Linked DNA regions of Mus musculus: region 1 is linked to region 2. Evidence: chromatin contacts called from ENCODE Hi-C or POLR2A ChIA-PET data. All regions are on one chromosome and are shown on one strand. Each heading gives the region's core, a stretch centred on a gene start or an enhancer-like site at or near the end of the contact. The rest is flanking DNA. Distances are from core to core; before and after follow the strand shown. Region 1 holds the start of 4930535L15Rik (RIKEN cDNA 4930535L15 gene). Region 2 holds the start of Mst1r (macrophage stimulating 1 receptor (c-met-related tyrosine kinase)).

What was found. A loop is a pair of places that touch in the nucleus more often than their neighbours do. ChIA-PET counts read pairs that join two places held with the same protein, here RNA polymerase II (POLR2A).
Region 1: POLR2A ChIA-PET joins it to region 2 with 13 read pairs in Patski. The contact joins the promoter of 4930535L15Rik here to the promoter of Mst1r in region 2. A Hi-C loop is called at or near these places in 1 of 37 maps with a recorded cell type or tissue (T-helper 17 cell). POLR2A ChIA-PET finds 5 or more read pairs at or near these places in 3 of 5 experiments (Patski and embryonic stem cell).

Annotation. Positions count from the first base shown.
Region 1 is chr9:108,000,232-108,005,443 of GRCm38, reverse strand. 4930535L15Rik (RIKEN cDNA 4930535L15 gene) reads left to right here and starts at 3,025. Exons shown (of 4, transcript NR_166685.1): 1 at 3,025-3,168. It overlaps Ip6k1 (inositol hexaphosphate kinase 1), which reads right to left and starts at 2,796. Exons shown (of 6, transcript NM_013785.2): 1 at 2,622-2,796.
Region 2 is chr9:107,905,499-107,910,207 of GRCm38, reverse strand. Mst1r (macrophage stimulating 1 receptor (c-met-related tyrosine kinase)) reads right to left here and starts at 3,319. Exons shown (of 19, transcript NM_009074.2): 1 at 1,828-3,319. The coding sequence starts at 3,063.

The sequences.
Region 1 (5,212 bases), core at 1,776-4,275, 96 kb before region 2:
GAAAGATGTTTTATAAAGCTAGGGAGAACCTGAACTGGACTCTGGAGATAAGCGATGGAGGTAAAGTGACAGAAGTGACAGAATCCTGAACAAGGACAAAGGTCGAGACACTCAGCTGGCAAGAGGAACTGGGGAGCAAAATACATATGGAATGCTGAGCAAGCTATTCAGTCAGTGGGTGCTAAGGATAAAGCCTGGGGACATAGGCTGGGGCTGCAGGGCAGCAACTCTTTGGATGCTCATCAGGAAATCAGAGCTCATCTTATAATCCTGTTTCTTTCTCTTCTTTTCCTTTTTCTTGAGACAGGGTTTCTCTGTGTAGCCCTGGTGTCATAGAATTCAATTTGTAGACTATGGTGGCCTCAAACTCAGAGATCTGCTTGTCTCTGCAGCCTGTACCTGTGTAGACTTCTGATCAGTGTAGAATAACCACCATCTCTGATCTCTAGCTGTTAATAGTTTAAAAGTGCTAAATCAGCCCGCGCCTTTAATCCCAGCACTTGGGAGGCAGAGGCAGGTAGATCTCTGTGATTTCAAGGCCAGCCTGGTCTACAGAGTGAGTTCCAGGTCAGTCAGAGATATGGAAAGACACTGTCTGAAAAACAGAGAAAGAAGGGGCCAGGAGTGGGGAGGCTGACAGAGGAAAGGGAAAGGGAGGAGGGAGGGAGGGAGGGAGGGGGAGCTGGGCCAGGCAGCCTGCTAAGTGTACACCTAAAGTAAGGATGACAGTGACTCTTGAGTTTCCAGAACAGCCTATGATACACAAGGAGAACCATCCAAAATAACCTAGAGTGCTGAATAAGTGCTCAAGTTTACAAATGAATTATGCAAAGACAGAGACAGGACCCACTACTATAGTAATGGTCTTCAAGATGCAGTACTTAAAATACCCATCACAGAAATGATGCTATTGTCTTTGGATAACCGTTGAATCTAGCATGATGCTGTATTCATATTCATGAGCTAATAAAAGCATTATAAGAGTGAAAAGTTCTCCTGTATTTTTATTTTCTTGGGACAGCAGTCCTAAGATAGGCTTAGACCAAGGAGAAACTTTAATGGGCACTTGAACTCCCTAAGACTGTACACATTAGTCAATGCTGCCAACTTGATTAATAGTCTCCTTCTATATCACTAAGAAATCCAATACCCAAAATGAAGTAAGAGGATTAGAGTTTGCTATTTTAGCAGAAAAGAGCAAAAATGTAAGTAACCCTGTGGATCATTTAATCCCCCCAGCCCCCCCAAAGAAGCATTAGGAGCTGGTCGTGGGGCAATTCAGACTTTAGCATCTCTCTCCCTTAATAACTATCCAAGAAACTTATTTCACCAAGGCTAAAATTTTATTAGTCATTCAAAAGATGAAAGGGCAATGAAATGCATAAATACTACTCAAGTCCCCTCTCCTCACAACTTGCTGCCTCGGCCGGCTGCATTCAGCCCAGTCTCCCAAAGGTATCATCTCCAGCCCAGGGTGCTGGTTTCTCCCAAAATTAAACGTTCAGAGGAGGCATGATCCTAACAGACATTACGAGCACACCTCCTGCTTGGCCTCCTTAATCGTCTTTTGTGGGTTTCATATGACGACAACATACAAGACACCTGTGTGGCGAACCTAAGGGACCCTGGGTAAAAATGTGATTTACAGCAGCCAGGACCCTTTCTAGAGCTGCATACTCTTTTGGGGATTGCCAGCCCCGCCTCCATCTTGACTCTAAGCTTGACTCGCTGTTTTCATCAAGCATCAACAGCTTTCAGCTCTGCTTTTGTCTGCAGACAGGGTCTTGCTAGGTAGCTCTGCCTGGCCCGCCCGCAACCCATGGCAATCCTCCTCCTTCAGCCTAGTGCATGAGCTCCCATACCCTAGTTCAGTTTTTGTTTTTAATAGTCCCAACACTCCTACGTCTCCTAACGGACTGTCTCTTTAAGAGACAAAATTAATCAAATCATCATCATCCTTATCCTCCTAAACCACATACTCCAAGTCGAGCACCAAACAACTTATACCCCAAATAAAACTCTGCCACTGTGGACATTTAGCTAGGTTCTTCAAGAAGCAGTAAACAGTGAGCCCTGAAGAGCACGGAAGACGCCGAGGGATCTCGGTGATGCCAGGCAGAGGATCATAGCCCTACCAAAAGCACAGGGCCCCGATACCACCCTCCTTGGCTCAGAAGGCATTTTAGGCCTGTTTCGTCTCATCTTAGTCTCAAGCGGCCTGAAAATTTACTCGCAGGAGTATGAAATCTTAAGAGCGACGTAACGTTTATCGCTGATTTGGAGGAACGTTACGGCCGGGAGAACGAGCTGGCAGCAACCACGTCTCAGCACGCCGGCTCTCAGGCACCCAGGGATTCGGTCTGAAAGGCAGGTTTCCCGGTACCCCGCCGGCCGGTCCCAGGGCTCAGGGCTCTCCGACCTCCACCCGGGCTGCCCACCCAGCCTCCGTGTCAACATCTGGGAGGCTCGGCGGAAGGCCAACCAGGATGCTGGAATGATGTTCCAGTGATGCTCGCCCCAAGTCCCGACCCTACCTACGCGCGCCAGCAACAACCCCGCGCCCGCCGCCACCCTCGCCGTGGGTGTCGGGCGGGTCTTTTGGCCCGACTCCTGTCACTCACCGGCCCGACTCGGGCAGCGGGCGCCCAAGGCTCCCCACGGGAGCTGGGCCCCCCGGGCCTCCAGGTCTCGGCCCGCCCCCCTGGCAGGCGGCGCTGGTGGCTGAGCCCCGCAGCAGCGGCCCCTCACCGGCCGCTCGGTCCAGCTCCTGGCGCTGCCCACTGGGTACGGATCAACAACAAGATGGCGGCCAGCCGAGGGGGCGGGGGCCGGGCGTCATAGTAACCAAGGACAGCAAAGAACCCGCCCCTAACTGAGGTTATCTCCAATCAATAGCCTCTTCTTGGGACGCCTGAAGGAGTTCTTCGCGTTGATTCGTCAACTGTTCCGTCAGTCAGGGCGTGCCTCTCGTGCAGAATGCCTGGGGCACGTGACTGTGACGGCAGGAATTGACGCATGCGCGCCATTCTCAGGTTTGCTAGCAGTGGAGCTTTTAGCAGCGATGGGGGTGATGCTGGAGAGCCCTTCGTTTTCTCACCTGCGCAATCGTTTCGGTTTTGAGCTGGCAGCGTTTATCATCCTCTCGCACACACTTAGGGAATGTCATAGGTACGGTATTTGCTTTGTCCCCTGCCTCTGTGCTTGGGATCGTCCCTAGTTAACTGGTGAGGAAACTGAGGCGCAGAAAAGAGCCTGAGCCAAGGTCACACAGTCTTAGGAAGTGGTGGCGATGGGTCCTTCTACTCTTCTAGCTCCGGAGTTAGTGTTTTCTAAGCGTCTCCCAGCGTTGTCTCTCACCAGTCCCGAGGCACAGCCGTCTGTGCTACCTCTTCGATTTCGGCTTCCCCTTTCCCCGGCTTATTTTGCATAAGAATTCAATCTGCAACCAGCTCAAGTCTCAGCACATAGTGATCGCTCTTATTTGCCTCAGAGCACCGTTAAGTTCCTGTGACACAGTGTCTTTTTGCCCTTGGCTATCATGATCTATCTCCAAGGCAAACTATGAGTCCGAAAATGACCATCCCTTGTTCTCCATAAGTAGACACCTAACCCGGGGCTTTTGGCTTCAAGGTTAGGATACATCACAGCACCTGGTCCCACACCAAAACGCCCTAACTCTGAGAACTTTGAGCTTTAGCTTCTCTTTAGTTGCTCTGTCTATAAAATGAAGATGAACAAGAAACAGACTTAATAAGCTCTTAGAGTAAGCCAAGTACTCAGGAAAAAACACTTATAGCCGCTCAGGCTGCTGAAACTGAAGTCTCTAACACTCTTCTTTTGATAGACACCCCATTAAGAGAGATGGTTCAGTGGTTAAGAGTACTTGCTGTTCTCACAGAGAACCTGGGTTCTGTTCCTAGCACCCACATCACCCAGCTCAAAGCTTTATGGGGGGTCTAACACCCTCTTCATGGGCACCAGCACACATGTGGCATATATTCATACAGACACACATACATATAAAACTAATTTTTAGAGTTTTTCTTAGGCAGAGCATGGCAGTATACACCTTCAATCTCTTGAGGGGCAGAAGCAAGCCAATCTCTTGACTTTGAGGATAGCCTGGTCTACATAGTGTGTTCTAGGCCAGCCAGGGCTACATCATGAGACCCTGACTCTAAAATAATAAAGCCCAGGTCATTTTTCCCCTCACAGAGGGCATTCATATTCTTCCTGGACTTAGGGTGCCATAACTGCTCCAAAATGGAGATTATCCAATTTTCTGATAGGGTTTAGGCCCACAGAGCTGACAGGAGAGGAACGACTGAGATAACTTGAAAATAGCTGGGCCATGGTGGCTCACGCCTTTAGGCACAGCACTTGGGAGGCAGAGGCAGGTAGATCTCTGAGTTTGAGGCCAGCCTGGTCTACAGAGCAGGTTCTAGGACAGTCAGGGCTACACAGAGAAATCCTGCCTTGCAAAACGAGAGAGAGAGAGAGAGAGAGAGAGAGAGAGAGAGAGAGAGAACTTGAAGCTAATACGGTTAAGCATACCCTCTATTCAGACAATAGGATCTCTTGGAGATAAACATGACGCCAGGTTGAGCATGGTGTCAGCACTGCACACAGTAAAATCTGTTCTCCAGGCTGTCACAAAACCCCTGGCTATGTGCAACAACTTAGATTCACACAGGAAGAGCTAAGCAATAGAGACTCAGAGGAAACAGATACAAAGCCAGGGGCTCAGCATCAGAAAGAGGCTTTCAGTAATCCAGGAACCAGGAACAGCTAAGCACAGATTCTCTGCTCCTTCCCAACAAAACCTCTCCACACAGTTGGCAGGCTGTCAATGAGGGCTGCTGGGACCCTCAAAACCCAGCAATGTTGAGCGGCCGAGAGAGCCCCAAAATCTGCAGTATATTTTAAGAAAAGTAAAAGCTAGGCAAGATGACCCTCACCTGTCATCCCAGTGCTGGAGAGGGGAGGACAGGCAGATCCTGGGCTTCACCATCATCCAGCCTAGGCCACTCTGTGTAGCCTACACTATCTCAACGTAGGGAGGGGACATGATATCTGAGTTTGTACTCTGTGTGTACACAAATGTACCAGTGTCAAACCAGCCATGTGACTATAATCCCAGCACTCAGGAGACCAAGGCAAACATGCAAGCTCCAAAACAGCCCAAACTACAAAAGTAAACCATGTATTTAAA
Region 2 (4,709 bases), core at 2,070-4,569:
TAGTTCTCCCGGTGCCTGGCACGATGCAGTCCTGATCTACTCGGCACTAGTTAAGACGGGAGAGGTTCTGACTTCCTGTCTAGGTTCAGACCAAACATTCTTGCTCATAGGACTTCTCAACCTAAATATACTCAATATACTCAGCTGAGGGACCCAGGCTAAAGATGACCCCCCCACACACACACACACCAAGGCTGGGGGTGTTCCCCAGCAGGAGAACATTTATATGTTCAAGGCCATGAGTTTAATCTCTCAAAATGAAAACCAAAAAAAAAAAAAAAAAATAAGCACCAGGCCTGGTGGTGCATGCCTGTAATACCAGCATTTGAGAGATGGAAGCAGGGAAATATTGAATTCAAGGCCAACCTGAACTACACAATGTTCTCAAGGCTAGCTTTGGCTATATAGCAAATCCTGTCTCAAAAACCAACAAACAACAACAACAACAAAAGGCTGACAATATAACCTGTGGTAGAGGCTTAGTGTGTGTGAGCTCCTGGGTTTGGTCATCAGGTTCTAAAGAAAAATGACTTTTGACTGCAACACAGGCTGTAAATTTCACACCTCCACTAACAGAAGCTAGAAACAAGCGAGTCAAGACCACGGCCCAAGAACACCCCCCACCCCCTGAGGGTGAAGCACGACGATTACAAGTTTAAGAATGGATTGGGCTTAGAGAATGAGTCCAAGGCCAGACTGGGCAACTTTAGTGAGACTGTTTCAAAATTAAAATTATCAAGGGAGAGGAGAGGGGCTGGGGATATGCCTCGGTGGTGGTAGAGCATTTGACTAGCAGGTGGGAGGCCCCAGATTCAACCCCCAGTTCCTAGTATGGCCATAGGGGTGTTGGGAGTAGGAGGCAAACAAAAAATTGTCATAGCAGAGCAAGGGCACTGGGTGGCCAGAGCCTCCAAGAATGTGACTGTGAGCCGGATTGATGGCTCATCCAATGCTCCATTCAATGTCTCCCACTAACCTCTCAAAAGTCCTAGCCCCTCAGTAGCGTTTTAAAGACATTCTTTTTCCTGTTCCTTCTTTTCTTCCCTGATGTGCTATAATACCAGCTGTGAGACCTCCTACCTGGGGCAGGGCCTTGGCTACAGGGACAAAACGTCCAGGGTGGACCAATCGAAACCGTCCCCTCCCACGCCTTTATTCATCCTTCCTCAATTGCTTATCGTTGCTTGCACAAGACTGGGGTGAGGCTTCCCAGAACTTTCTAGAGCGGAGCTAAAACTGCCTTTCCACTATGTCCCAGATTTTTCCCATAACGACAGTGTGGAGAATGGGTTGGTAAATCACAGATCATACAGGCTCTCCAAAAAAACTCCCAGACTTCCAGGGTTCCCTGGAACCTCACGGAGTGGGGGGTGGGGCGGGGAGGAGTTCTCTGGCAGCCCTGCCAACCACCCCTCTTTGAAAAGCAGAGCAAAACAGTGCCTTCAAAGGAAAGTAGAACTGGTCGGCAAGCCGCTGCGGACCGTTGTGAGGCTCTGCCCTCTGAGTGTTTGCCTCTGTCTGTATTTTTCTCGGTGTCCCTGAGGGTCTAGGAACTGGACAGGTTGGAGGGGAATTTGGAAGTTGTGCTGGCAGGGTTAACTATGACGTAAGCCCCTCCTCACACAACCCTGGAAGCTATCTTAAAGAATCAGATGGCAGGAAGGATGACAGCCTCGTGCTGGGTGACCTTCCGGGACATGGCTGATGATTTGTGTGTCTTAGCCCACTGCCTTTTCCCACCCAGGCCCTTTCAGAGATAGCAAGGAAATAGCCCGTATTCAGCTCCACAGGGTACTCACAGGTCAGGGGCCCGCTCTTTCTGCTCACCGGATTAGGACAAAAACTGGGCGTCTGGAAGAAGTCAAGGCCTCTCGACAACAGGGAAGAAGAATTTGAAGAGTGACAGCAATATTCGACACCCTCTTCAATCAGGATGTTCAGGTGGTAAATGGGGAAGGCACATACAACAGAGTTGGGACCCATGCCAGAGCCACCATCCTTGACGGTCACAAAGACCCCAAAAAGCACTTCCTGGCCCTCTGAAATGCTCAGTTCCACAGCCAGTTTGGCATCCACTGGAGCAGAGTGGGCTGCCTGAAGCACTGGGTAGGGCTGTGTGCCCTCCGGGGCTCCACGGCGCCGGCGTTTAGGTGCAAAATGACAGTCCAAGACCAGCTCCCGGTAGTCACCAATCTCTGGCTCTACAGCATTGAGCCGGACCAGACGTGTATGCAAGGCACTGGGAGGGCTTGTGACACTGATGGGCTGGACAGTCAGAAAGTAGACAAAATCCCCCGAGTGGAAGCTGTACACATATTTGATGAGGTAGGAGGCCAAATATTTGGGCAGCACCGACAGCGACGGAAAACCTGGTTGGAATCCAGAAGTATCAGACTTTAGACGACGGATGGACACCGAGCGGGGGCTAAAGCTAGCGGCCAACTCTGGGTCTAGCGAAGATGCCACATAGAAGTAGGAAGCATGCCCCTGCTCCACCACAGTCACACGAGTGCCCAGGGGGCTAGCCACACAGTCCGTGCAGGCCTCAGGCTTGTTATTGTTTGCTGAGAATAGGCAGGCTGGAGCTGCTAAGTGCAGGGCTTTCCCCCGAGGCTCCAGCTCATGCAGGAAGCAGCGGCCCTGTAGGGTTGAGCCACAGCTGACCAGGGCTGGCAAACCTGGCTCCATCACTAGCACCAGTGTGTCTGTGTCCTTTGGTGGTCCATGAGGGCCTGGACCACAGCTCGCACAAGTCTGGCAGCCAGGGTTCCCGATAGGGCCAGTGGTCAGGTTCTCTATGAACTGCAGGTCAGGCCCAAGCACGTGCAGGTGATTGCGTGTGGCCACAAACACCGCACTATTTGTACTGTCCTCGTAGGCTGCGGTGGCCTGTACCCGGCCCCCCGCGGAGAAGCTGGGGACCACGTACTTGACACTGAAGTCTCGGGAGGCTGCGTAGGGTATTCGTGGGCACTGCCAGTTCAGGTTGGTGGACGCCGCCGACAGCCGCAAAAGAAGCATTAGCAGAAGAGAGGATTGAAGCAGCGGCAGAGGCAGCCCCATTGAGCTGGGGCCCCTTGGGAATCCCAGAAGGTCCAGGACTTGATCGAACCAGACTCAGGGTCCGAGCTGAGACCAGCTTTACGCAGCGGTACTGAAAGCTCCTGGGCAGCTGCCCCCCTGCCCTGGTCCCTGGCAAACCCAACCTTTCTCTCTGGCTTGTGGTCTGAGCACCTGGCTGTGGACCCACGGACACGGCAATGGCACGATCACCTCACCAGGGGCCCCAGCTGCTGCTTCTAGCTGCCGCTGCTACAGCTACTTGGATCAAAGTCGAAGGGAGGTGGGCCCCAGTGGGTGCGGCAGGGCTGGGGGCGGGGCTACGGGCGGAGCCCTGTCGAAGGCCCTGCTTTCTTTCCAGCTCTGTCTGACTCTTTCCAGCTGTGAGAAGGCTGTTGTTGTGACCTGGGAAGGAGTATTCCTGAACCATCCTATATCCCCACAACCCATCTGGTTGAGGTTAGAACGCTGCAGGACAATCTGGCTCCTCTCTCCTCATGGCCCTCTTTCATAGGAACACTGTCAGGCACTAGTTCACCATGTGGGGAACGGAGACGGAGACCAGGAATGCACTGGACAGAGTAATGCGGGGGTGGGGGCGCTGCAGAAAGGGATACATGGAACAGACCTTGTGTGGTCAGAGATCATCTTTCCATGTGCCTATTCAGAGAAGTGTCAGAGAAAGGTATGTTGTGCCCTGTCCTGTGTGCCAAGACCCATAAAGATTAATGGAGTCTGACCCGCCCTGGGTGGTAATACTTAGAGGAGGTAACTTCTGTGAAGACCTAGCCCTCTGGCTCGGATCCTGTCACTGTGGCCTCAGCATGAGAAGGCATATATGGGACAGAAGGGAAGAGTGACGGTAGAAAATGCCTCTCCTCCGGTGCCCTGGTACAGGAGAGGTGTGGTCTTTGAATTCCGGGGCACCTCTGATCCGCTCCTTGCTTTGTGGACCCAGTGTCTCTGAAACACGAATGTAGCTGTAGTTGGTTGGAATCCAGAGTCCTCTTTCCAGGATGGGTGAAGCCCATTCTGCTTTGCCACCTCTCTTTCCCGGGACTCAGCCGCTGTCTCTTGGTAAGACGCTTTCTCAATACCTCAGGGTAATGGAGCAGGAAGAGGTATTCTTAGCCAGGCAGCTGCCTTAGCTCCGTGAACCTGGGCTCTTGAGGGCTCCTCACAGGGTGGTCATAGGCAGTTTTGAGTCCCTAGGCAGCAGAGAATAAGAGAGCTGGGGAGGGAGGAACCCACCCTGGGGAATTCTACCTTTTCTACTCCACGCCCAGGACAAACTTCACTGCCTGCTTCTCCTTTCTAACATGGCCTTAGCTAGTGCTCCATCCCTTCATCCTTTCATAGTCGAGATGGTATTATCCTAGGATGCCTTTTTTGTTTTGTTTTGTTTTGTTACATAGAAACAGGGTTTCTCTGGGCAAAATAGGTTTTTCCTGGCTGTCTTGGAGTTCACTCTGTAGACCAGACTGCCCTCAAACTCAGAGATCCACCTGCTTCAGCCTTTCAGCCTTCCAAGTACTAGGACTAAGTATTGGGCATGTGTGCTACCATGCTGCTGTTGCTGCTGCTTCTCCTTCTCTTTCTCCTTCAGATTTATTTATTTATTTCATGTATGTGAGTACACTGTTGCTGTC